Regions from separate parts of the Homo sapiens genome. Here region 1 is linked to region 2. A link is a loop called in an ENCODE intact Hi-C map of the cell type or tissue named here. Cell type or tissue: Caco-2. All regions are shown on one strand. Each heading gives the region's core, and the rest is flanking DNA. Links, peaks and the distances in the headings are about the cores only.

The links. A loop is a pair of places that touch in the nucleus more often than their neighbours do. Peaks named below come from ENCODE experiments on the same cell type or tissue, not always from the same donor. Only the 100,000 strongest peaks of a DNase experiment are listed, where the experiment ranks them.
Region 1: it touches region 2 in a loop (4-fold over the local background); 6 of 110 quality-filtered maps call a loop at or near these places.

Annotation. Positions count from the first base shown.
Region 1 is chr1:94,063,692-94,074,363 of GRCh38, reverse strand. The region is part of intron 11 of ABCA4 (ATP binding cassette subfamily A member 4); the gene reads left to right. It overlaps LOC124904222 (a long non-coding RNA gene), which reads right to left and starts at 4,005. Exons shown (of 2, transcript XR_007066231.1): 1 at 3,804-4,005. RefSeq lists a silencer at 2,057-2,351 and enhancers at 4,551-5,108, 5,299-6,498. In Caco-2, for the core only: no CTCF peak of the experiment used is centred there; DNase peaks (open chromatin) are centred at 5,243 and 5,986.
Region 2 is chr1:94,312,755-94,323,426 of GRCh38, reverse strand. All of the region lies in intron 2 of ARHGAP29-AS1 (ARHGAP29 antisense RNA 1), which reads right to left. It also overlaps a transcript of ARHGAP29 not described here. Among named protein-coding and RNA genes, the nearest start is that of ARHGAP29-AS1, 70 kb to the right of the region's middle. RefSeq lists an enhancer at 5,960-6,254. In Caco-2, for the core only: no CTCF peak of the experiment used is centred there; DNase peaks (open chromatin) are centred at 6,006 and 7,566.

The sequences.
Region 1 (10,672 bases), core at 1,710-9,709, 250 kb after region 2:
GTTAATTTTTGTATAAGGTGTAAGGAAGGGATCCAGTTTAAGTTTTCTACATATGGCTAGCCAGTTTTCCCAACACCATTTATTAAATAGGGAATCCTTTCCCCATTGCTTGTGTGTGTCAGGTTTGGCAAAGATCAGGTGGTTGTAGATGTGTGGTGCTATTTCTGAAGCCTCTGTTCTGTTCCATTGGTCTATGTGTCTGTTTACAAAACAGATTCTTAAGCATCAACCCAGATCGACTGGCTCAGAATTTCCAGGGAAGAGGCCTGGTTATCTGCATGTTTACAGACCTATTAGATTTGTGGGACCTGCAGTTCCCTTGTACAGTTAGTTACTCAATTAACATCTCCCTCCTCTCATGGTGCCTCTACCTGCTAAGCCCTTATTCCCAGCCAGGCCCACCACCATCCACCCACTGCTGTTATAACATAAGCAGGACCTGTGCGAGGGGGTGTGGACGGAGGAGAGAGGCTCTGTTGCTTCATTTGTGCAGCATGGAGTTCAGTGGTTCTCACAATGTTTTTGCAAAGTATATAAAGAATACTCCTTGTCTACTTGACATTCGTATCGTGACATAAATGTCTTGTTTTCCAGAAGGATTATTTTTTCCAAGCAGCTTGTTCCTAATGCAGCCCCAGGCACCAAACAGATACTTAAAATATATTAATTGCTTAAATGGTTAAGAATTCAGTCTCTGGACCCACACTGCCTGGGTTCAAATTCCTATTATCTGTGCCCAGTTTCCAAGTCTATAAAATAGGGATATTAATAGCACTTACCTAATAGGCTCGTTATGAGAATTAAATGAGCTAATTCATGCAAAGCACTGACATATAGTAAGCACTTAATAAATATTAGCTTTTTAACAAAATACAAGCCAAAAAACACTGCTTAGGAGAGGAAATGATGTTAGTGCCTCCTGTAAATAGGCCCAGCCTCCAAGCTGGTGCTCCTCTAGGAATCACAACGCTGCAAATCACATCCTCCGGGGCCGCCAGGACTTCACGAGGGCCTCTGAGCAGAGGGGTATGATGGGAGCAGAAGCCCAGCAGCTGTGATGATGTGGTTTCTGATCTTCCTGCCCTTGGGGTGGGGGAGGAGGAAAGCAAGGGGCAATGAACAGAAAGGAGAAGATAGCGGGGAGGAAATGTGTGAGGAAGAAACACATCACTGTGGCTTGTCCTGGATTTTTCTGCTTCTGTTCTCGTGTTTTGGGAAGTCTGGAGGAGACTTGAAAATCATTCATGTCCCCACCCTGAGGATGGCTTAGTAGCAGAGAGGCCATGAAAACTCTTTGCTGATGGCTCTGAAAGCAAGGATGTTGCTTCACTGGGCTGCTGAAGGCCTGCCTGGGGGTTCTGAGCAGAGAGTACAGGCCCCTCCCAGGAGGGCGGCCTAACCACCATGCTGGCATTTCTGTGGACCATGGTCTGCTGTCTCAGACCCCCTCCACAATAGGGTCTGCAATCTCATTCACCCCATAAATACATTCTGTCTTTCCTCTGATCCCCTCCCATTAGCAGGGGGAAATAAATGGAAGTCAGACGGCCCAGTTAGAAGGCAGGCAGTGGAGTAGGAAAATAGATGATGGTGGTTTGGGGAGCCTCACATCACTCATGGGGAGACATTCATTCCCATGGGCCTTCCAATCACCCTTTTCTCCAAATCTAAGGACACAGGACAAATGGGTCCTCATACAGGCAAATATCTTAAACTGGTATGTGTATTCATTTATAGTTCTAATTTATATGTGTCTTTATTCACATATATTTTGCTTCTGGAGAAAAGCTCAATTAGAAAAATTAATACATTATTCTTCTTATTGCCCTTCAGCTAAAACAAGCATACACACCCCTCCCCTTTGGATTTTTTGTTTAGCAAAAGGTTAGGCCTGGCACAGATGAAATACTATTCAGAGTTCACAGTGTATTTTCATTTCATAATATATTTGATTTTCAGGTCTTGAATTTCACATCAGGAAGCTGATATAGGAAGCTGAATTCAGCCAGATTTTAATACGAAAATACCTCTGATCAAGGCATAAAATTGTACTTTAACCAGTAACCACTGTATTTCTCTAAGCTGTGAAAAAACATGCATTCATTAACTGCTTTTTCCTCTGCTGTCAACACAGTCAATACATGTGCATAACTCCTTATTGTCTACATGGTGATTATCTTGCTGATGAATTCTCAAAGGCCAGAGATTTGGACTATTTTTTCTCTGTAACCTTGCATGTTCCTGGCCACATGCCACCACCACCCAAACAGAATGTACGCAGGGAATGTATTTTTCAGGATAACCTAAGAAAAAATAGGATTAAGAAGATAAAGCTGCTGATCATGTAATGTACTTTAGACTCAGATATATAAATATTTGTGAATTATCTGTCCTATTTCTTTCTTCTATTAATTCATTGACTCTAGATGTGCATTGGAAGGCTAGGGAGAAATCAGGGGATCGTGAGAAAGAGCACAGAAGTCTGCATCACACAAACAATATTATTTCAAGAGCCATGAACTAGATCCTAAGCAACTCATAGGCAATGACCTCATTTCATACCTCTAGTCTCTAAGAAACATATAACTGGCCTGAGGAAGGAAAATGTGGGCAAGGGGTAGACCGGGGTCATGGGTGGAGGTCCAAATAGTAATCAATGGAGCTCATAGGGTGGACTGATATTGAAGCTGCTATGAGCCAGCCACATGCTGGGCACTGTTACATGTCATCTCATGCAATACTCCCAATTACCTGCCTAGTAAGCATAATTGTCATTTTATAGAATTAAAAACAGACTCAAAGAGGTTGACAGTCTAATGTAACACAACAGCTAAATGGGGGATCTGGAATTATAATCCAGAGCTGCCTGGCTCTGATGAGAAAGCTCTTTCTGCTGTCATATGCAGCCCACATTAATAGGGGGCTCAGAAAGTATTCTCTGGATAAATTATATAATGAATCCAATGAAGGAAGACATTATTTTATAATATGCAGCATAATAGGCACTATTATGATTGGATTTTCCTGCTTGAAAGTAGCTAGATTAGAGTAGGAAACCAAAAAGATGTGAATTCATTCAGTCATTCATGCATTTGCATGGATTGAGCTACCTACATTTGAATAAATGCTGTTAATCCCTGATTCCTTGGAAGCTCACATTGGAGAGATAAGCATGTCATTAAATAATGCCATAATAGTGGTATCTCAGAGGACTAGCAGAACATAATTCAATCTGACAGAGTAGAAACAGATTGTACAAATCCAATTCAAAACATCATAAATCCTCTAAGCACTGTCAATTCTTCCTCCAAATTATCTCTGAAATTCCTCCTTCTTTCCCATTTATGGCCTCCATTTACAGAAGCGTGTACTGTCTCTCTTAGCTGTTTGCCAGGCCGCCAGTCTCTTGCTGTTCAGCTCTCAACTGCTTCCAGCAAGATCTTTCTAAAATCCCAGGCTTGCCAAGACTTAGCGCCCACAGCTCCACAGTGACTCCTCATTGCTGTTAAGGTAAAGGCCTTCCCAGTCTAGCCCTTCATGCTTCTTCCATGTTCTATGGGACTGCCCCAGGCTTCCCACCTGGTACCACTGAGCCTTTCCATCCTTCCCCCACTCGACTGCCAGGTCAACACCCACACCCACGCTTCAGGACTCAGGTCCTATGTTTCGGGCCTTCTTCTGTGCACCATTCCCTTCCCTGTAGCCCTTGATCATGATTTGTTTATACGCCTCCGCACCTTCATGGCCCTGAACCCCTCAAGGGCCGAAACTGCCTTACTTTTCTTTTTGACTTCCCAACTTACCTTAGTGGAGCTGTAGTCACATAGAATAGACGCTCATAAATGCTTCTCTGGGCTGTAAAGGTTGAATTTTCCAGCTAAGCAAGGAAGAAAGACAATTTCAGGCAGGAGGAAGGGCATAAGCAAAGTGCAGAGATGTGAAGCTCAAGAGAAATGGATGGGCTGGGCAGAGGTGTGGCTGCAGCATCAGGGGAGAAGAAGTAGTGCCTGGAGTCAGCAGGCACGGCTTGCAAAAGCTTCACCTATAGGTGAAAGGACACCATCTCTTGCACCAATAGGCTCTGTGATTGGAGGCAACTTTGCTGTTTTACTGCCAGAAAACTGAGGATGATAACCCAAACTGCAGTTCAAGTGGCATTCACTGGTGTGGCTGAAATGGGTGTTTGTGGCCAGAATGTGGTCTGATTGGTCAGTGCCCAGCTCTGTTGATTAGCAGATGTTTTGAATATAGTAGCATCCATGTGCCCAAGTTGTTGGGATGATTCAACAAGAAACTTTAAGAGCTCAAGTGCCCTGCAGTTGTCAGCCAGGTGATTCTCTTCCTTTGGACCCAGTTAGACGCAGGCATTACCTCGTGGCTTTGCCCCAGTGTGAATCTTTGTCCTCCAACTTGATCTTTTTATTTGTTTCATTATTGTATTTAAGTTGTTTATTTTAGAGACAGACATTTTTTAACAGCTGTGCATTTCCTGTCCCTTTGTTTTCCAGTCGTCATGTGTTTCCTTACTCTCTGTGGGTGAACGTTTCAGATGTCTGTTTGCGGTGCCCAGCGTGCAAGATAAAATTTATTGCAGTGCCTTCGGCCTCTAACTCACCATTCCAACCAATTCAGATAGCCCAAGGCTGTTTTATCCAGTGGATTTTTCCATGTAGTGGGAAATAAATCTTGAATGTTACTGTTTAGATTAGCCAGGAAACTCATTCTGGGATGTTTGCCCACATCCATTGGCATTTCTCAAAAGGAACCCCAGGTGTCTACCTTGACACCAGCAGGGCCACTTGAGCCCTCCGCTGGCATTCATCGCCCGCTTTGTTCTCAGCCTGAGTTTAGGAGTTACAGATGTGAGAGGCGGGATTATACAGCCAACATCTCTAAGCGGGCAGTGGCTCCCTTACCCTCGAAGACCTCACTCCTAGCACGTCCTGGATGTATTCGTCAAAATATGTCCTCTTATGCCACGTCAGCACAGGGTTGCTCCCCACTTTGATCATCAAGTTTAAACAAAAGGAAAGATTTTCTTTCTTTCTCTGCCTCTACTGGACATCATTTCCCACCTAACAGATAATTTAATGTATCTGTTACTGAATGTGTTTGAATTACAGACAGAGAGGTCACAGTTAAAGAAGGAAGCCTGCTGCTACTGCAGCTTGTCCTCCCAAGGAGGTGTTTGATTTAGCTGTGTAAACAAATGACTGCATTCTCCAGAGGTCCTGAACACAGCTGCCTGCGCTGGAGAGGGCTCAAACCTCTTCCGCCAGGGTGAACTCTGCTTCCTGGTGAGTGCCAGCAAAACAACCAACAAAGAGCTGTAGGACTTGTGTGGACTTCAAATGGTGGTGGTCCTGCCACTTGGGCTCAGCCACAGCAGTTAGGAAACTAAAGGGGAGGAGGAAAGCCCTTTCCTTGCTTTATTGTCATTGGCTGTCATAGGGCATTACAATGGTTCTCTTTGAGATTCTGAGCTCCGGCTATAACATTTGCCCAGAATCTGCCTCTGAGGCCTTAAGACACTGTGTTTTTATTCAGCAAAGATGCCCTTTGACTCCTTTTCCCACTAGTGGTGCTAGGTTTGAGCACCTTACACTGGCCCCTTACAATAGCCAGTTCTTGTCTACCTACATTCTTCCCTAACATTCATGATTGCATAGTTACTCTTAGTGTAGAAGCAGACAGCTTTTACACATAGACTCCATGGCCGTAGCCTCATAGAACCTACTATATTCTAACTTGCAAGCTAATCAGACCAAATATATCAAAATCAAAAACCTCTGCTGAGAGTTTATTCATTCATCTCTGTCTCCCAAACGTACTTATGTACATACGTGCACTAATATACATGTCCATTAGCCAAGATTTTGATTTCAGGGATCAAAGCAAGTACCAATAGGGAATGAGGTCACTTGCTGCATGGCAGGTGGCTTCCCCATGAGAATGCAAGGCCACCTCATGACTCATACTTCAGAGGGTGACCCAGGAACTTCTGATTCATGTCCAAAGCAGCTTCTACAATTGCTCTACCTTGATCTAGGGAAGATGTGGGGAGGATGACATTCGGGATTAGCTTTATAAGGCCTTCCTGTGGGCAGAGTTGTCTGACTTTCACCTAGTGATCAACAAGCAGCTAGCAAGCATCAGTGTGTGAGGCCCCACGCCCTCTCAGCTCCCCTACTGCCCACCTGGGACATGGGCTTTGGCATCTGTCCATAGCATTGTTCTAACCAAATGAGGTGTTATGGATCAGCTCAGGATGGGATATGTTCCCAGACATATTATTTAAAGAAAATAGCTCCCTTCCTCCCCTGATAAACAGCTGCCATGGCTAAAAGGTAACCTGGCTGGGGCTTAAAAGTCTGTTGACTTTCAAGATATTTTGCAAAAACAGTCATAAAAATGGTATTTATCAGATCCTAACTATTTGTGAGACGGTTTGGTATACCATAGTGGTTAAAAACACAGGCTCTTTCCAGAGGAGGTTTACTTTGCTTAGTCGTGTCTCCTAAGTGAACTTGGACCTCATAAGGTTGTTGTGAGAATGAAATGGGTGAATATGAGTAAAGTCCTTGGACCAGTTTTGGCCGTATAGTAAGCCTTCAGCAAGCATCTGCTTTTATTCCTACAGGGAGGCAATTGTAAGCCCTTCACAAACAGCGTCTAATGTGATCCTTAGAACAAACCTATGAGATAGGGCATATCTCAATTTTGTAGGTAGGGAAACAGAAGCCACACAATTAGGAAATGGCAACAGATCTGTTAGACTCTTAAACACTATGCTACACCAATTTGCAAGGCAAGGAAGACAAAGCACCTTTGAAAATGGGTCAGATGTTTTAGGGTAAATGAACGTTTGAGAATCTTTTAAGTTTTTTTTCCCCCAGAGATTATCAAGGTATCATTGTAGGGGGATGCATCAGGAAACATGACTATGAATCAGCTGCCTGATAAACCAGCCAGGATGGAGCCCACGTCATCACAGCAGTCAGCAATGCCACTGAAAAACATCAGCTGCTTATTCCCGTATAGATTTCCCCTTAAGACATGAAAAGGGAGTTCAAAGAGAATGGGCCAGATATCTCTGAGAGTCATATTACTAAAATATATTTATTTTTACTAGCTTTTTTGTTTTAAGAGGTATACTGTCATTAGCACTGTAGCAAAAATTCACGTTTTATTAATTTCTCCTAGTTTATCATGTGATTCTAGGGTAGGATGCAGAGTTATATTCAAAATACACAAATCAACTCAACTCAGTAAACATATATCGAGGCCCTATCATGACAAAATGCTATTCTAGAGACCACGGCGAACAAGCCACGGCCCCAGCCTCAAAGAATGTACTATCTTTGGAACTGTGCTGGCCAATACAGTAACCAGCAGCCACGCAGGGCTATTTAAATTTAAATTAATTAAAAGTAAAAACACAATGCCTCAGATGCATTAGCCACATTTTAAGTGTTCAATAGATATTTGTGGCTCCTGCCTGCCATATTGGACAGGGCAGATATAGAACAATTCCATCACTGCAGAAAGTTCTACTGAACAATGCTGCTCTGGAGCAGAAGATCTTCTTGTTCAGGGATGTTACACCCCCGCTTGTGGCTAGAGTGTGGCTTATCCTCAGAGCAAGGATAGGGGAACCATGGCACTCTGCAGGCTCAGCACTGAAGACACGGATGCAGGCTCTGCTTCTGACCTAGATTGACCTTGGGCAAGGCCCTTTGCTCCTCTGATCCCAATTTCTTCACCAGCCAAGTAAGAACATCAGACCACAAGCCCTCTAGGGCTCTGTCCAAATGCCCCATGACTGAGTGAACTGGTAGAACATTCTATGTGTGTGTCACAACATGAAGAGCAAAGACTTTCATCTCCCCAAATAATTTTGTTTTTCGTTTTAGGAATTAAATTTCAGATTCACTCTAATTGCCAATACTAAAATTCTCTATATGCAGTTCTAAACTTGACAAACCAATAAAAAAAGATTATTTGACTACTTATCTTTGTACAACATTGAGGTCTCCCTAAAGCAAATTTAAATGCATATTTTAAAAATGTATTCTAGCAGTTCAGTTCAGAAGCCCCCTGGCCCAAGCATCACACTGTCAATCCTTTGTCCTCAAGCAGCATGGTTGGGTGGGTTAAGTACTGACAAACACTGGGTGTCAGGCCCATGGTCAGGGACTGTGCTAACAGTCTACATATTAGATGCCACCTACCCCCACCCTCAACAGACCCAAACTATTTATCCAATAGCAAACCTTGCATTATTTCTGTCCAGAAGAAACAAACATTTATTGACAACTTTTGGTGTGTGACCTGTTTAAGTCCTACATCTCATTTAAGGACTGGTCAATGTTAGGCTAGGCAATGCCTGTTTGTGAGAGAATCACTGCCTAAAGAAAATTCTCCATTTCCCTTAGCTCTATGGTGGGTGACTACACATACTGGTATTTCTTAAAGAAATACCAATTCCATTTCCTTTTAACATAATTATTAATATCTCATTAGCATGGTGTCACTGAAGCCTGGGCCCAAAGAAATACCAATTCCATATCATTTTAAGATCATTATTAATATCTCATCAGCGTGGTGTCACTTAAGCCTGGGCCCTTTAGAATTTTTCATGTACCTGTGTTCCTCTGCCCATATCAGCTGGAACACTAATAGTTTTCTTCCTTTTTATCTAGAAGACTGAGAACATTACATGGGACCTGCCCCCAGGGCATGGAGGCTGAGGTGGGACAGTTTAGTTCAGGAGGCCCAAGAAGTGTTGGGTGTGCAGCCCCTTGTTCAAACACAGCCTCTGAATCGCCAGAGGCTTCCGGTGCATACTCTGAGGCGCAGGTGGGACTCGGGAGTGAGAGGTTTCGGCGAATGAATTGGGATTGCCTACTTCTTCCCAGTGCAGTGGAGCTTGGTTCTGTGGTCAGGTCCTTACGCCCTGTCTGCCTTTCTCGTTTCTTTATTTCTCGGGTAGTAGTTGTGGAATCAAATGACCTGGGGTTTGATACCTACTCTACCACGCCTCTGGGGGAGTCACTCAGACTCGTTGAACCTAAGTTCCGGGGCTGCCAAGTGAGGATAAGTAGTAATTGCTGATCCACCTACTTGACAAGATAGTAGTGAGGGCCCTGAGCGCCAGGCTGTGGATCCAGCCTTTCCCACGGTTCCTGGTGTGGCAGGAAGAACTCTAGGCCTGAAGGTGAAATTGGGGAGGGAGTCCCAGCTCTGCCACTGTCTCTCTGGGTGACCTCAGGCAGGTCTCCTCAAAAAAATAAGATACTTTATAAAGCTCAGTTTCCTCTTCAGTAAAATGAGGATTCCAGGTAACTCACAGATAGTTTGTGGGGATGAATCTGTTCCTTAAAGCCTGCAGTACATCAATAACCCAGTCTTCCTGCTTGCTTTCCCCCCTCTCCACTACCAGTGATCATAGTCTGATCCCATAGGTGATATCCCAGCTCAAAACCCTACATTAGCTTCTGTGGCTGTTTAAGGCCTGCCCAGAACTCCCCTGGTCTTAGCACTGAAAGCACGTGTCCGGGGAAGCCCTGCATTGGTCGTTCATACTACTGAGTCCCGCAGGGCAAACCGTCCGGTCCCACCCTCCTTTCTAGTGCTGCTGTCACACTCACCTCCCTTCACCCTACACTCCCTTCTGTGCCTTGCAATTACCTAGGGAGTTTTTTACAAGATATGGATGCCCTGGCCCTGCCACTAGAGATTCTGATTTAATTGCTTGGGGTAGGGCCTGGCATAGGTATCTTTTAAAGCTCCGCAGTGGTTCTAAAGCACAGCCACAGATGGGAACCACTGATCTATTCTTGTAGGTCCCCAGATACCTCATGTGCTGTTCCCTGTGCCTGAGCTGACCTTTCCCCCACTTTCCTCTCCTCGGCTAATTCCTGCTTATCCTCCTACTCAGGAGGCTCTTCCTCCAGGCAGCCTTCCCTGATCCCTCCAGGAAGACTTAGCTGCGTCCCTCCGCTGGGCTTCCCCAATACACTGGGCTTGCTTTCATTAGAACCTGATCCTTCCACATTATGGTTGTTGGTTTGCTCCAATCCTCTCCCTCATTAGCTCTCAACTTTCTTTCAGGAAGAGATGTTTATCTTTCCTTCTTGTATTCCTAGAGTCGACCAGGCTCTGGCACATTGCAGATTCTCAGTATGCATTCAGGGAACAACTTAATCAAGACAAGACCATCTGACTTCTTGTGAGTTACATGCTAAGAAAGAAATGTCGACACCAATAGCCCTCACAATGATAGGAACAGGAGGTTAAAGAAAAGGAAATAGATGCAAATAGCAATATAAGTGCTTTAACAAATCTATACAGGAGGACAACCATCATATTCAAATTTTCAAACATTCTTAGTTCTGCTCTTTTGTGGGTAATGGTTTTTTTTTTTCCTCTTCCAGGAGAAGAAAAGAGGCATATTATAGAAATTCCTCCTCCCCCAGCATTACTTGTCACAGAATTGTAATTGGAAGTGATTTCCCTGACTAAGTTATTTTGGCTGTCTGTTATTTTCTCTCTTCCTCCTTGCTCTTCCCTCAGCTGGCCATCCTGTGTGTTTGGAGAGAGCCAGAAAGGTTCAAGGCTAGGAATGTTTCTCTCTCTCTTTAAAGCTCTTTAATCGTCAGGCTTTCTGATC
Region 2 (10,672 bases), core at 1,200-9,199:
TTTAATGCTTCACTCCCCCTTTAACAAATCTTGTTTATAGTATTATTATGCTTAAATTTAAGTAAGCCATAACATAATCATTCTATCCATCCTTGATAATGGAGCTTATTTATGAAGATAAAGTCTACCAAATACCTTCAACAATGTGCCCAGCACTGGGGATAAATCAATGAGTCAGAATCCCTGTCCTCAACACCCGCTTTGAGCCCTTTTCTTTGTTCATTCATTCAAACAGTATTTATTAAGTATCTGAAGGGAGGGCTATGACTGTGGCAGGGCATCTAAGTTATAATGGATGAGGGGCAGCAAAAAAAAGCCCACCAGAGGAGGTGGCATTTAGATTGAGGTCGGAAGGATGAGGAGTTGGTCAAGAGACAGGGAAGGAAAATACAGTCCTGAGGATGAAACAATGTGTGTGAAGCCTGGAGGTGGGGAGGAGACTGCAGGGGCTGCTGGAGATCCGTGTGGGAGGGCCACAGGGTGAGAGGGTGCTGGGTGAGGTCATGATATGGAAGGCATTTCCTCTTCTCCCAAATGGTCTCATGGCCACACCTTTCACCTCCTCCAAGCCTTTGCTCCACCCACGTTCTCAACGAGGCCTCCTCTGTCCCTCCCGTCCCAATTGCAACACCCCCTTGCTCCAATTAGTTTCCATTGCATCTATCACCTTCTAACACAGAAATAATATGTTATTTATTCATTATCTTTCTTGTTTGTCTCCCCCACCTCACTCCTACCTCCCTCTAAGCTTCGGTGAGGCAGAAAGTTTTGTCTGCTTTGTTTACTGACATATCCCCAACATCTAGAACAGGGCCTGGCATTCCGGCTCTGTTCTTCAGGGCCAGGTCTTCAATCAATAGCCGTTGAATGGAATTGAATTGAAAGTTGATGAATGTTTTAAGCAAGGATGTGGCCTTATCTTATTTAAATTTTTTGAAGGTAACTCGAGATCCTGAGCAAAAACAATGCTTTAAATCCAAAAGACACTTTTCTGAATTGCTCTGTATCAACTCTGGAATCTAAAACCAAGGCTTGGCTAGCCAGATGTTAAGCTTCTTCCTAACCTTTCTTTCCAAGTTACCCGAGTAGAGAGAGGGAAAGGCACAACATGGTTATCGTGGAGGCTTTAGGCACAGGGGTGAGAGCCCCAGAAAGAATGCCAACCACCCTATGCAGTCAAGTCAAGCCAGAAGCATGGACTGTGTGCATGCCTACCAACAAAGCCCAAAATAACTAGGATCAATTAAATGGCGGGTACAGAAGTGTGTTTGTGTCTTGATTCTCCTCCCTGTTGGGGCTTGCTACTGCCCTGAGGAAAAAACTGTTTACTTTTCATATCAGGTTTAAACAATTTTTATTTTTAGGCTTCACTCAAAAGTAAAGCAATTTGTACTGGATAATTCATTTTAAAGAAGTCTGTTGAGAGAAATTGCCTCAGGATGGGGCGCTCAGATCTCATTAAGAGGAGATTTATTGGTTAGCACAGGCTTAGAAAAGGTTGATTCATTCATTCAACAAATATTTATTGAACATTTTCTGTGTGCAAAGCCTTGCTGGAAAGTTAAGCGTGCAGTCCTTTTACAGATTCCTTATAAAGCTTACCTTCCAGTTGGGGAAATAACATATGTGCACAAGAAGTTAAATAGAGAGGCAACAATGAAAATGTGCCCCAAGGCAGCCTGTGATTAAATGCGAAACAGGTGGTGGAGACCAGAAGCACTGTAGAATCACTCCCAAATGCCAGTCTGAACAGTTTTCAGTACCTCAGACAGTCATACAATTTTTTTTAAAAATGATTTTTTTCCTAAAGCTAAGTGAATTACATTTGAAGAACCAACAGTTATTCTGATATTATGCCTTTTATGCTTTTTGATTAGTAAATGTCTTTTTTAAAATAAGATACTGTGATGGTGGTAGTTGTTTTTTAAGTTCTTATTTGGCAGAATAAAAAATTGACAATCAGATGTTGTACTTTATTATTTTGTTTTTGTTTTTTGAGACAGAGTTTTGCTCTTGTTGCCCAGGCTGGAGTGCAATGGTGCAATCTCAGCTCACTGCAACCTCCGCCTCCCAGGTTCAAGTGATTCTCCTGCCTCAGCCTCCCGAGTAGCTGGGATTACAGGCATATGCCACCACGCCCAGCTAATTTTGTATTATTAGTAGAGACGAGGTTTCTCCATGTTGGCCAGGCTGGCCTCGAACTCCCAATCTCAGGTGATTTGCCTGCCTCGGCCTCCCTGTACTTTATTATTGTTTTTAAAAGTCTTACTAGTCCACTTCAACCCCTCTCAAGCTAGAAACTACTGCTATTGAGGCAAACAGGATTGCAGCCAGGAGGGGCTCGTGGACTGGCATAGTAAACTGGGTGGGTTTTTCATGGTCAGAATGGAGGCAGATAGACATCCTAGATTAAGTAAGTCACAGCACATTTTTGTGGAGTTGAATTCAATCAGATTTTACGTGTAGCAGAGCCACAGATGTGATGATGGGGACAGCGGGTAGGAGTCGGTGAAGAGCACCCCCTGCAAAGGGCATGCGCAGATGACTCTTGAGAAATCAGGTTGAAAGCTGGGGAAGATCGTGGAAAGCCTTGAATATCCAAGTAAGGACATAGACTTTGGAGATATGGACAGAATTTTATTTTATTTTTTCAATTTTTTCCTTGAATTCTGAAATATGTCCTGATGGTCAGCATTTTTATGAATAGTTTTAAAGCAGACCAGTGATATGAAAAAATAGTATTTTTTTATTTTTTATTTTTATTTTTTGAAACAGAGTCTAGCTGTGTTGCCCAGGCTGGAGTGCAATGGCACGATCTTGGCTCACTGCAACCTCCGCCTCCCAGGCTCAAGCCATTCTCCTTCCTCAGCCTCCCAAGTAGCTGGGATTACAGGCACCCGCCACCACACCTGGCTAATTTTTGTATTTTTAGTAGAGATGGGGTTTCACCGTGTTGATAAGGCTGGTCTCGAACTCCTGACCTCAGATAATCCACCCACCTTGGCCTCCCAAAGTTCTGGGATTAGAGACGTGAGCCACCACGCCCAGCTGAAAGAATAGTATTTTTAAAAGATTAAACTCAATGTCAACTATGGACTTCTGGAGATAATGATGTATCAATGTAGGTTCATTGACTGAAACAAATATACTGATGTGGGATGCTGATAATCAGAGAGGCTGTGTGTGTGTCTGGGGACACGAGACACACAGGAACTCTTTGTACTTTCTGCTCAATATTGCTGTGAATCTAAAACTGCTCAAAAAATAAAACCTATTGTAAAAAGGATTAATCTGGCAGCTGAGTGCCAAATGGATAGGGGGTGGGGCAGATCGAGAATATAAAGTCACAAGATACAAAATTAGGTACAAGCATCTGTCCTGGAGCTTGAGATTTGTTAGCTACATGACAAATCCACTTTTAGCAGGGAGCGACTCTAAAGGCAGGGAACCCCGCCAGGAAGCAATTGTAATGTCCCAGGCCCAAAATAAGCAGGGCATTGAACAAAGTATCAGCAAAGAAAATGGAAAACAGAGAATGAGTATGGGCATGAATAGGAAGGAAATCCCATGGTACTTGGTGATTAATGAAGTCTGAGGGAAGCGAAGGGTGGGCAGAGTGACCCTGGGGTTTGACCAGCTGGGTGATAACTGCACTGCAGTCAGAAATAGGGAAATCAAGACAGAAAACTCTGGGCAGTGGGGGAGGGGGACACAAAACTGGGGAGGGGTTGTCTTTGGGTTAATGGCAGCACCTCTCTGAGGAGGTGGGAGTCAGTGAGCAGCATTTCCTAAGTGCCAGGCACAGTGCGTATCCCCAGCATCTGTGTGGAAGCCAGGGGTGGGAATGACTTTTTAAAGCGGAGAACCTGAATCTAAAGAAAGCAGCATCCTCAATAGGAGGATATTTTCAGTCCTATGACGTTTTCAGTTCTGTTCTCCTATTGGCTCCAAGAAATCTTAGAGGAATAGAAAACTGTATTATTTGCTCCAAGAGTCAGAATAAAGACAGGAAGCGGTGGTTGCTGGTCACCTTTTCCAGGAGTGGCCCAGAGGATGTTTACAGGAAAGATTCCTTTCTGCCCTTTGACTTGTAGGACTGTCAGACTAGAAATAGGGACTCTAATGCAGAAGTTGAGCAGATTCAGAGAACAGTTGAAACGGGAGTGGAACTCCCCAAGAGACAAAGCACCCTTGCACATCCTTCAAAAAGAAAGAGAAAGAAACTGTGGAGGGGGCGAGGAGAATCTTCCTTAACATAGGATGACATCTCTGTTCCTTTCTCCTCTTTGGCCTTGCCCTTTTCATTTTCCCCTTTCCCAAACTTCCTTCTATCTTACCAAACAAAAATATGAAGTGAGTATTATAGGGACAGGAAAAAACCTGTAAAATAAATGTTTTCCCCAAATCACAGGTTATTTTTAAAGACCAGCCAATCATGCAATTGTTGCTATTACAGTTACATCAGGTGAAATTGTAGTATTTACCAAGACCACACCTAATTTTTTTTCTTTTTTCTAAGACAGGATCTTGGTCCATCACCCAGGCTGGAATACAGTGGTGCAATTATAGTTCACTGCGGCCTCAAATTCCTGCACTCAACAGATCCTCCCACCTCAGCCTCGCAACTGGCTGGGACTACAGGGATGCACCACCACACCTGGCTAATTTTTAACTCTTTCGTAGGAATGAGGTCTTGCTGTGTTGCCCAGGCTGGTCTCGAACTCTGGGGGTCAAGAGATCCTCCCATCTCGGCCTTCCAAAGTGTTGGGATTACAGGCACGCACCACCACACCTGGCTACATGCCTAATTTAACATGAGCTAGAGTTAGGTTTGGCCATCCCTAGTGTTCAGTGGAGTTGTAGAGTTAGTCTCAAATGCCAGAGTGAAAGTCCTTGCCTATCACTCCCTCATGGGGTAACCATGGTGGAGCTGCCCAATTTCCTCATCTCAGAAGTGAATATAATAGCTTCTACCTCATAGGGTTGTTGTGAGAATTGCATGAGGAAACCATGGAAAGGAATTCATAGAGTACTTAGAAAGGCAGTAAGTACAGGGACAGATTTGGGTTTCATGGGACTTGAAGACTACACAACTTCGGAAGCCCTCTTTAATGAAAAGAAGATAAATCTTACTTTTGCAAGTTTTATATGAATATGTGACTATGTGAACACATTGCTCAGGTCCTCCCCTCGCCCGCACACAAGGTCTAGAAAAAGGCTTATTAAAGTGAGACATCCTGAAGCTTAAGCGTCACCAGCTTCAAGTTCAACCCACCTCTGAATAAATGCTTCAAATAAATATTAGTCCTTGCTGTTATTTATTTATTTAAAAAATGTTTATGGAGCACTTACTATGTGCCAGGCTGTGAGCTTGCAGCTAGAAGTTGGGAGTGTTGCACATCTGGAAATTCTATGCCCTAGCTAAGGGAAGGTCACTAAATATCAAAGCAAACCAAACTCCTTATCTAAAGAATGTGGTTTGATTTGACAAAACATCCCAAAGCTAATAAATGGCTGCAAAGCACTTTGCAGACCTCTTTAACAGAAACATTGCACCAATGGAATAGATGAGCTATTTGTAGTTATTATTTTATTTTTCCATTAAAAAAATGTGATAAAATAGATCCAACATAAAATGTACTATCAACCATTTTTAAGTGTACAGTTCAGTGTTATTAAGTACATTTATATTGTTGTGCAACCATCATTACATTCATCTCCAGAACTCTTTCTTTTATTTTTTGAGACTCGCTCTGTCACCTGGGCTGGGAGTGCAGTGGCAACATCATAGCTCACTGCGTCCTCAAACACCAGGGCTCAAACAATCCTCCCACTTTAGCCTCCCTAATAGCAGGGACTACAGGCATGTATCAGCAAGCCTGGCTAATTTTTGTTTTTTTGTTTTTTTGTTTTTTTTGTAGAGATGAGGTCTTGCCATGTTGCCCAGGCTGGTCTTAAACTCCCGGGCTAAAACAACCCGCCCACCTCGGCTTCCCAAAGTGCTGGGATTACAGGCCTGAGTCACCGTGCCTAGCCAGAACTCTCTTTATCTGACAAAGCTGAAATTCTGTTCCTGTTAAACAATAACTTCCATTCCTCCCTCCCTCAAGCTGACAGCAAACCACCATTCTACTTTCTGGCTCTGTGATTTTGACTACTTAGAGTAGACAAATACTCTAAGTATAGTATTTATATCTTAGATCTGTAAGTATCCACTCATAGAGTACCTCATAAAAGTAGAATCATACAGAATTTGTCTTTTGGTGATTGGCTTATTTGACTTAGTATAATGTCCCAGAATTCATTTTTGTTGAAGCAAATGTCAGAATTTCCTTCCTTTTTAAGACTGAATCGCATAGTTCATTGTATGTATATACCACACTTGGCTTATCCATTCATCCATCCATGAACATTTGGGTTGCTTTCACATTCTAGCTATTGTGAGTAATGCTGTTATGAACATGGGTGTTCAGTAGATGTTACTTTTATGTTGCTTTAGAACATCTGTGTCTTTATGATCACTGATTAGAATGTACTTGGACTATCGCTTTCCTCTGCTCACATATAAATTAAATAAAGCAGTCAAATACCGACAAACCAGTCATCAAACTTAAGTTTGGAGAAGTCAAGTGGGTCAGTGGAGCTTTGAACTAAGACTTAGAAGATTTGGGTTCTGGTCCCAGCAATGCAGTCAGTGTTGGCTAACTATGTAATATGGTGGCAAATGATTTCATCTTGCTGGGCCTCAGTTTCTTCACCTGTCCTGTGAGTGATTTGGACTAGGGTTTCCTTTTTAGGATGATCAGCTCAACTTGGCCTCCCAAATCAAAGAAAATCCTGTGTCCTTGGAAACCCCTCAATCCCAAGAAAACCAGGATGATTGGTCACCCTACCTTTCAGCAAATACTCAAAATTTGACACCAGATTTCAAAGAAATGTACTACATTAAATGAAATCAGGCTATTTATCTCTTCCCCACCCCCCAGGAAACATCAAAAGGGAATTCAGCAGCCTAGTCAGACTAGGACAAAATTCCAGATGTGTAATTTTTAACAGGCTTTTTGGGAAACTGCTGATTTTAGATCCTGTTAAGAAGTCATCCCCCACAAATATTCTGGTTAGGGAGGTTTGTATGTTAACGATTAGACAAGAGCTGTTAAAATTTCAGCTGAGCAACTTAAAATATTTCTTACTTTTAATAACTAGTTTGGCTTCTCATGGAACTAACTGTAAAACAGGTAGGATTTTTTTTCCCCCTCAAAGTGCACGCTTCTATGTCACAGAGGGAAAACAACAACAATAAACCAACTAAATAAAACTAAGGTTGACTCTGTCTGATCTGCAACTGAAAGGAAAGGTCAGCCTGGAATATGCTGAAACTCCCCTAGTCTTATACAGGAATGTGCTGATATGCCTGCCTGAAACCCCAAATAAGCCCCCTTTCCTGGAAAGATGATCCAGCCAGATTCCAGCAACCTTCAGCAAACAGGCAGGGCTGGTGTGAATGAAGTCAAGGAAGATTCAGGGGGCTGGGTGCAGTGGCTCATGCCTGTAATCCCAGAGAGCCAGTGTGGGAGGATCAATTGAGCCCAGGATTTCAAGATCAACCTGACAACATAGTGAGGCCTTGTCTCTACAAAAAATTAAAAATTAACTGGATGTGGTGATGTGCACCTGTAGTCCCAGCTACTTGGGAGGCTGAGGTGAGAAGACGGCTTGAGCTCAGGAGGTCAATGCTGCAGTGAGCCATGATTGTACCACTAGACCCCAGCCTGGGCAACAGAGCAAGAACCTGTCAAAAAAAAAAAAAAAAGATTCAGGAACTGTTAATTTCTATATATGAAAAAGTGGCCTGATTTATTTGGACAAAAGAAGCACTTCAGCTTAATTATTTTGGTTGCATATTTGTAGATTATTTGAGGCTATAAGCCTGGGTCTATGGGCAGTTACAGTGCATTACTGATTTGATTGGATCTTGAGAGAGGGCCTAAAAACAATCACAGGCCTACAAGTACGACTTTCTCCTTACAGACACAGACATGAAAAGACAATTGCCTATACCAATTATTATTATGATTATTATTATTATTTGAGACAGGGTCTTGCTCTGTTGCCTAGGTTGGAGTGGAGTGGTGCTATCTCAGTTCACTGCAACCTCCACCTCCTGGGTTCAAGAGATTCTCGTACCTCAGCCTCCTGAGTAGCTGGGATTACAGGTACCTGCCACCACACCAGGCTAATTTTTATATTTTTAGTACAGGCAGAGTTTTGCCATGTTGGCCAGGGTGGTCTTGAACTCCTAACCTCAAGGGATCTGCCGACCTTGGCCTCCCAAAGTGCTGGGATTACAGGTGTAAGCCACCATGCCCAGCCCTATATCAATTATTATCTTCTATAGACAATGGTTTAGTGACCCCTTTTTATGGTCTATCATAATAAAATCTCTATTTATAGATCAGATGATATTTTATAAAACCTATCCACACATGTATCACCCAAACCTCATACATTAAGATAATGCATGTAAGGTGAGATATTATTCTCCTTGTTTTATAAATGCAGAAATAGAAGCCTAGAGAAGTTAAGAGTCTTGACCCCAGACACAAAATGGGTAAGTAGCTCAAGCCTAGGTCTTCTGAATAAAAATCAGGAGACTTCACCAACATGCAAAGCAAAATGTATTGTGCTTTTTAAATATTACTCCTAGCATTTTTGCAATCTTTCTCATGCTATCATCTTAGATAATGATTAACAGGCATTTAGAGAGAGTGTTAAAGTAAAAAAACTGTTTGGCAACACACAGGTTTAAAGGGCTAGCAAGAGAAAGAGGAGCCAGCAAAGGGGTCTGTCTGAGTGGTGGTCAGAGAATGGGTGGAGGACTTGGTCAACTCAGTGCTGCCTCTTAAGCCGAGGGAAAGGAGAGAGAAAACTTCATCTGTAAGTGTTATAAATGAGAAAGACCTGTGGGTTCTTTGTTCAGGGAGCTACTGATGACTTCAGGGAGCACAATCCCCCAGAATCATGGAGTCTTGGGTTCAGTTAACCCCAATACTTATTCATGTCCCTGATGCCCGCCCAGATGGTCACTGCTTGCCTAATGCAATGACTCTGAGAGGCAGCTTTCTGAAGCAGCCTTGTGCTTTTGAACAACTTTGACTCCCTGGAAGTTCATTCTTAAACCAAGTGGCTGCTATGTTTTAAATGATACTGTTGTAAGTGTTAGGGATCAGAGTAGTAAACAAAGTGTTCAAACTTGCTGCCTTCAAAAAGTTACCTTCCAGTGGGGAGATTTATTTTATTTTATTATACTTTAAGTTCTAGGGTACATGTGCACAACGTGCAGGTTTATTACATATGTATACATGTGCCACGTTGGTTTGCTGCACCCATTAACTCGTCATTTACATTAGGTATTTCTCATAATGCTATCCCTCCCCAAGCTCCCCACCCCCCGACAGGCCCTGGGGTGTGATGTTCCCCACCCTGTGTCCAAGTGTTCTCATTGTTCAAGTCCCACCTATGAGTGAGAACACGTAGTGTTTGGTTTTCTGTTCTTGTGGTAGTTTGTTGAGAATGATGGTTTCCAGCTTCATCCATGTCCCTGCAAAGACATGAACTCATCTTTTTTTAAGGCTGCATAATATTCCATGGTATATATGTGCCACAGTTTCTTAATCCAGTCTATCACTGATAGACATTTGGGTTGGTTCCAAGTCTTTGCTATTGTGAATAGTGCCGCAATAAACATATGTGTGCATATGTCTTTATAGCAGCATGATTTATAATTCTTTGGGTATATACCCAGTAATGGGATGGCTGGGTCAAATGGTATTTCTAGTTCTAGATCCTTGTACCACACTGTCTTCCACAATGGTTGAACTAATTTACACTCCCACCAACAGTGTAAAAGCGCTCCTATTTCTCCACATCCTCTCCAGCATCTGTTGTTTCCTGACTTCTTAATGATCGCCATTCTAACTGGCATGAGATGGGGGGAGATACACTTTAAACAATAATAGGGTTAATATCAAATAGGAACAAGTATTTTGAAGAAAAACAAAGCAGGGGTGATTGTGGGGAGAAAGAGGGTCTTGTTTCTTAGTCAGGGAAGTTTTCTCTGAGATGATGCCATTATGGAAGATGCCCTAATGAGAGGAAGAAGCAAGCCATGTGGATGGATAACTAGGGGGAAGAGCATCTCGGGCAGAGAGTACAAAGGCCTTGGGGCAAGGAGCAGCAGGAGGAAGAGAAAAGGAAGGAGATTTTCCAAAGCAACTAGAAGAGTGAAGTTGTCATTTACTGAGATGGGAAAGTCTATAGGTTTAGGGGCAAAGATCAGAAGTTCAAGTTTTGACACATGGGTTTCACACACTCATTAGACATCCAGGAAGATGTGTTGAGAAGGTGATTGAGATCTGTCTGGGGTACAGGGAAGGGGCCCATACTGGAATTTTAATGTTTATGACTTAGCACATAGCTGGTACATAAAGCCACAGACCAAATGAGATATGGCTGAAGAAAGGATGAGGTCTGAGGCTGGAGCCCTAGGCACTCTCCCATTCAGAATTCAGGAAGCTGCAGCACCCAGCAAAGGAGATTGAGAAGGGGTAGTCACTGAGATTGAAGTACCTATAGGGAAGGATGACTCAGAAACTGATGAAGCAGACTTTAA